Linked DNA regions of Homo sapiens: region 2 is linked to region 1. The links are chromatin loops, found by intact Hi-C in ENCODE. Cell type or tissue: CD4-positive, alpha-beta T cell. All regions are shown on one strand. Links, peaks and the distances in the headings refer to the core of each region. The heading gives the core; the rest is flanking DNA. Region 1 overlaps UST (uronyl 2-sulfotransferase). Region 2 overlaps UST (uronyl 2-sulfotransferase).

The links. Hi-C counts contacts between places; a loop is a spot of excess contacts. Peaks named below come from ENCODE experiments on the same cell type or tissue, not always from the same donor. Only the 100,000 strongest peaks of a DNase experiment are listed, where the experiment ranks them.
Region 2: a loop joins it to region 1, with 2.0 times the contacts of the local background. A loop is called at or near these places in 6 of 110 quality-filtered maps.

What each region holds. Positions count from the first base shown.
Region 1 is chr6:148,770,523-148,773,437 of GRCh38, forward strand. The region is part of intron 1 of UST (uronyl 2-sulfotransferase); the gene reads left to right. It overlaps LOC107986659 (a long non-coding RNA gene), which reads right to left. Exons shown (of 2, transcript XR_001744408.2): 1 at 1-2,915. Among named protein-coding and RNA genes, the nearest start is that of UST, 25 kb to the left of the region's middle. In CD4-positive, alpha-beta T cell, for the core only: no CTCF peak of the experiment used is centred there; a DNase peak (open chromatin) is centred at 1,569; H3K27ac peaks cover 391 bases.
Region 2 is chr6:148,836,159-148,839,073 of GRCh38, forward strand. All of the region lies in intron 1 of UST (uronyl 2-sulfotransferase), which reads left to right. Among named protein-coding and RNA genes, the nearest start is that of UST, 91 kb to the left of the region's middle. In CD4-positive, alpha-beta T cell, for the core only: no CTCF peak of the experiment used is centred there; no DNase peak of the experiment used is centred there.

The sequences.
Region 1 (2,915 bases), core at 136-2,635:
AGAAGCCACCGAACATTTTTAGACCACAGAGTGAGAGCAGATTTCTTATTCACAAACTCAACTCTATAAACAGAAAGGAAGAGCTGAAGCCATGAGAGAGCCTAGGGCAGGCGTCTGATACAGTCCTCATATTTGAACAGTGCTTTACAGTTTATAAAGTACTTGCACCTTTGTTGTCACGTGCACCTCTTCCCTCTCCTGAGTGGTGGGTGTTAAGCTTCCTCTGCAGACAAGGAGCCTGAATTCAGAGACATGAATGGCCCTGGGTTGCTCAGCTGGTGCAGCGGGCAGAGGGAGAGGTCAACATGTCACCGAGGTCCTTTGCCTTTTCGCCTCATGCCACAGGGAAGCATATTTCAGCAAAATACTGAAATATTTTTCCAACTTTTTAAATGAGATTTGACTTTCAAAGTAACTTTAATCTTGATTAAAAAAAAAAGTTTGACAAGACAAACAACTTTTATCCTGCAGGTATTGATTTAGTAGAACAGAGTGATGTCACTGTGCCTTGTTGCTGACATTTTCCTGTTATGATAGCCTTCTACAAGCTGATGGTTTGTTTTTTCTGATTAGCTAAAATGGAAAGAAAAATCTCCAGTGTGCTTTTATTAGGATAGGATATAACATATCTTAATTTATGTTTCAGTTATTTCAATAACTTTGATCATACCATTTTGTCATAGATTAAGTTGGCATTGAGGCTGTAATTTCTTGCTGTTTGGAAATGACTCTTTATTGAGTAAGGCAGATTTATTTTCTTTGTGCCATTATTGAAGATTATAGAAGTGGCTCTGCTTCCATTTTACCTAAAGTCGCATAGGCTGTGGCTGTTGAGCTTGCATTCTGAGCGTAGCTTTTTGTAGAGCTGTTCAGCCTTCCAACGCTTGTTGGATGACATCCAGCCCCACCCTGTTCTGCCACCTGCTCTGGAGAGGTCTAAAGCAAAATGTTCCAGTCATTTTTGTTTCTAAACCAGAAGCAAGTTTCTACATCTTTAATTTTGTTAAAATATAGTTGGAAGAGAGTAAGTCTAGGTCACAGAAAATTGAACTGTGCTGAGATGGAGTGGGTAGGTGGATAGTCCTTTAGATAATGAGTCGACTATTAGAATTTAAAGGCATCTTTCTAGAGAAGAGATGAAGAAGAAAACAGCTCTAACAGGTGCTCCATGCCCCAACTGAGCCTGTCTGAACTTACACATGGTCTAGAATTTATTGGATGATATATGTTTACTAAGGTAATTATAACATGTACCTGAAATGAGAGAGTTTTTGCAGGTAACTACTAAATTTGTAGCTGAATTTTCTGGAGGTCAAAGCAAAAAGGGAGTGAAATGTATCATATGTTACCATTGTCCAGTCTAAGGTGCACACTAGCTCATTGGGAAAGGGTGGCCTCTGTCTTCCTACCTCCCCCAAAAGGAGATATCTATTCGATCTTAGAGAATCATAGGGACAATACCTCCTTCAATATTTTTTTTTCCCCAGAAATGGGGACATGTTCTTCATGAGGCTGCACTATACATTGGCTGTTTATAAAAGTGAAAGCATAATATCAAACCACAGCTCAGTGGTGGTATTTCCCTGGGGAGCTGAACCTTTACAGTTTAGGTGTCCTACTTTTCATTGGTTTTATGTGTTTAGAAAGGAGAGAGAATAGAATATTGAGTTTGTGCCTGGTGGTTTCTCTTTATCGGTTTCTGCAGCCTTATTTTTGGCAGGAACAGGATAGCAGTCAGTTGAAGGATGCTATGTGCCCAAGGTATAACAAATCAGTGTGAATCGCACTGGGTGGGTGATTAAGGAGCCAGGCGATGTGCTGGTTCCTTCTTCCCTCTTACTGAGCAGCCTGCTTGGGGTTGGCTGGGCCTGGTGGAGAACTTACCTTGGGTGGGCCCTTCTGACCTTTTTTTTTTTTTGAGTTGGAGTCTTGCTGTGTCACCCACGCTGGAGTGCAGTGGCACAATCTTGGCTCACTGCAACCTCTGCCTCCTGGGTTCAAGCGATTCTCATGCCTCAGCCTCCTAAGTAGCTGGGATTACAGGTGTGCACCACCATGCCCGGCTAATATTTGGCATTTTTAGAAGAGACAGGGTTTCGATATGTTGGTCAGGCTGGTCTCAAACTCCTGGCCTCAAGTGATCCTCCCACCTCGGCCTCCCAAAGTGCTGGGATTACAGGTTGAGCCACCGTGTCCAGCCCCTTCTGAGCTTTCAGTGTTACTCCCCATCCCTAAGACATGAGATCTGGGCCAGAATCTTTCTCAGAGGGGGAAATTCCAAATGAACATATTTTGAATGTCTTAAAACCTTATCTGTTAGAGGAACTTTTAAGAAAAGATCAAACATACTTCCAATTTTACAATAGTTGTCAATTAGAGGATGGAATTGATTTTACTATTTTTCAACAACTTTATTAACATTTTTTTGCGAACCTCTTTTTCCAATTCAGCAAACTTTTGCAAGTCTTGACATATTCTTATTCTAGGCATTGGTGGGTACGTGATCTCACAAAATTGTTTAAGGAATTTTAAAAAAAATTATAGAAAATAGGATCTATGTTGAAAGAATTATAAAGTGCATTACAATTTGAGACTTAAATTTCCATATCTTTTAATTTTACCTAAATTTATATGAATTTTAAAATGGTGATTGTTGGCCAGGTCTGGTGGCTCACGCCTGTAATCCCAACAATTTGGGTGGCTGAGATGGGTGGGATCACCTGAGGTCAGGAGTTCGAGACCAGCCTGGCCAACATGGTGAAACCCCATCTCTACCAAAAATACAAAAATTAGCCGGCTGTGGTGGCAGATGCCTTTAATCCCAGCTACTCAGGAGGCTGAGGCAGGAGAATCGCTTGAACCCGGGAAGTAGAGGTTGCAGTGAGCCAAGATTGTGCCACTGTACTCCAACCTGG
Region 2 (2,915 bases), core at 182-2,681, 66 kb after region 1:
TTGACAGCACTCTCAGTTAAGCCCTGCAGCTACGTGTGCTCAAAGATGTTCTCGCCAAAAGCCAATGCTAATTTAATGTGTATGGAAATTATTTATTCTGAGTCATCAGTTACTTTTCTTAGCTATAGTTGTTATTGGTACTGTAATGACTTGGCAGCGTTTCATCATTTTTTCTTATGTCTGGCTCACATTTGCGTGTGTTAACTCCATCTCACAAAAACCCAAACAAACACAAATTTCATAGGACCTACTTGGCATCTGGCAGTGTTTGACACAACTACCTAATTCCTTTATTGAAATTCATGATTGAGATGGTCCATCTTGAACTGATTCCAGCGTTCAGGCACGAACCTTTTCGCTGAGTCGCCTTGGGCCAATCACTGAACTTCTCTGAGCATTGGATTCTTGGTACAGGGATTGGATTAGAACTCTAAGTTACATCTAGCTCTGAAGGAAATTAGAGATTTTTGAACTTGATGAACATTTTCTAATTGTTCCTAGGGTAAATGTGCCACTCTTTAAGACTTGTTACTATTTTAAGATGCCACTGGAAACACAGAGGCCCTGCAAAAAGATGGACATTGGGTCCACCAAGTATCCAGACAGGGGCGGGGTTGGATGGTCCAGGAGTACACAGGTGACCTCCTGGGGAGCCAAGGTATTTCCCCCAAGGTGGGTGAGAAAGCAGGACATTTTCAGGTGAAACAGATGCTCAACAGAGCCAAGCTTTGAAGACACTTACATTTGGGGGACTGGACTACAAGAAAATATGAGTAATTCTCTTTAGAAGTGGTAATGGAAAACCACAAGAATCAGGATCATTTTCCTCAGCTGATAACTCATGAGGGCATAGAACAGAATTCTAGATCATTCCGTGGATATTTGAGGAAGACTTATAGTTCTCAAATGATCCCATGTATACTGATAGGTATTATCAGTACACCTGATATATATACTGTGATGTGTGTTAGCATTTTAGGTGGCTTAATACATAATACCCCTTTAGTTATCTCCTGAATTTTGGAGCAATTTTGGACCATTGAAGACAGGTAATTCATGTCAAAAAAAATGGCTTTTGATTTGCATCCCAAAGACTCCCTAACTCTTCTCCAAATTGAACTTATCCCCCTCAATCCATATCCTCACCCCTTCCTGGGACAAAGCCTACTCCATGCAGAGAACCTAGTAGCAAAGAGTATCAGAATCAAGGAGATAGGTTTGTTCTAAAAACCAGAAATGTTTTCTTGCTTTCTCCAAAAGTTCATCTATCAGACAGGTTACTAAAAGGAGATGGGAGAGATGTCAGGCCAGGAATATCCTGTAGCTGAAGTTCCTTCACTTGGAATCCCAAGGGGTGGGAAGGAAAGACTCTTTCTAACAATTAGCATTGAACTCATTGTTGCATTGGGAATTGCAGTGGAAAAATATGAGGATATGTATTCAACAAATATTTATTAAATGCCTACCAAGTACAAAGCACTTTTCTGGGTTCTAAGGTACAGCAGAGAACAAGAGATACAAGGTCCCTCTTTTTTTTTTTTTCTCTCCTTTTTTTGAGACAGGGTCTCACTTTATCACCCAGGCTGGAGTGCAGTGGTGCAAATACAACTTGCTGCAGCCTCAACCTCCACCTCCCTGGGCTCAAGCAATCCTCCCACCTCAGTCCCCCAAGTAGCTGGGACTATAGGCATGTGCCACCATGCCCAGCTAAATTTTGTATTTTTTGTAGAGACGGGGTTTCGCCATGTTGCTCAGGCTGGTCTTGAACTCCTGAGCTCAAGCAATGTGCCCACCTTGGCTGGCATGAGCCACCGTGCCTGGCCAAGTTCCCTCTTCTTATGGAACTTACATTCTTGGAGGGGGAAGGTAATAAGTAAACATATGAATAAGATCTTTTCAGATGTTCATAAATGCCTTGAGGAGATTAAATCAGTATCATATGATAGAGAGCAACTAGGGATAGAGTGAAGGAAGGTGACTCATTAAATAGGTGACCAGGTCAGGCCACTCTCAGGAGGGGCCGTATGGGCGAAGGAGCCAGCCACATGAAGGCCTGAGGGCGGGGTGAGAGGGAGCAGCTAGTTCTAAGGCCCCAGGTTGGAAAGGGCAGGGTGGACTCAAGGAGCAGAAGGAAGGCCAGCGTGTGCAGGTGATGGTGAGTGTGGGGACAGTGCCAGGACACGAGGTCAGAGAGGAAGTGGGTCCAGATCAGCTAGGAATGTGAGGTTTCCTCCTAAGATAACAGAAAGCCTTTAGAGTATCCAAACAGGTGTATTCCAATCACCTAGGGACTTCAGCTGAAGACCATGATTCAGGAAGCCTGGCAGGGCCTGAAATTCTGCATTTCTAACATCTTCCTGGGATGCTGTTGCTGTTGCTGTTGCTGTTGCTGCTGGTCCATAGACGTCACTGTCAGTGTCAAGGCTCTCCTTCTCCTTTAAAATGATCACTTTGGGCCAGGCATGGTGGCTCAAGCCTGTAATCACAGCACTTTGGGACCCCAAGGTGAGAAGATCACTTGAGACCAAGAATTCGAGACCAGCCTGGGCAACATAATAAGATCCCTGTCACCCCTGTCTCTACAGAATTTTTTTTTTTAATGATCACTTTGCTGTGTGGAGAGTGAAGAATCACAGAGGAAGAAGAGTAGAGGCGGGAGACCAGTTAGAAGCTGCTGAACTGCATGTGAGGGCATAGGCATCCAGGATAGTGTGACTGCAGCGCGAGGCTCCAAAATAAAGGGGCCCCCAGCAGGTCCCCTGAATTGTTCTGAATAGGTATATGCCCCCATATGCAGCTGCCCAATATTCAATTTCATTATCTATTTAACCGGCTAATATTCGGATTCAACTGTTGTTCATTGAGTACCTACTATATTTTAGACCAAGCACTCCTCAAACTTTAATGTGCAGAGT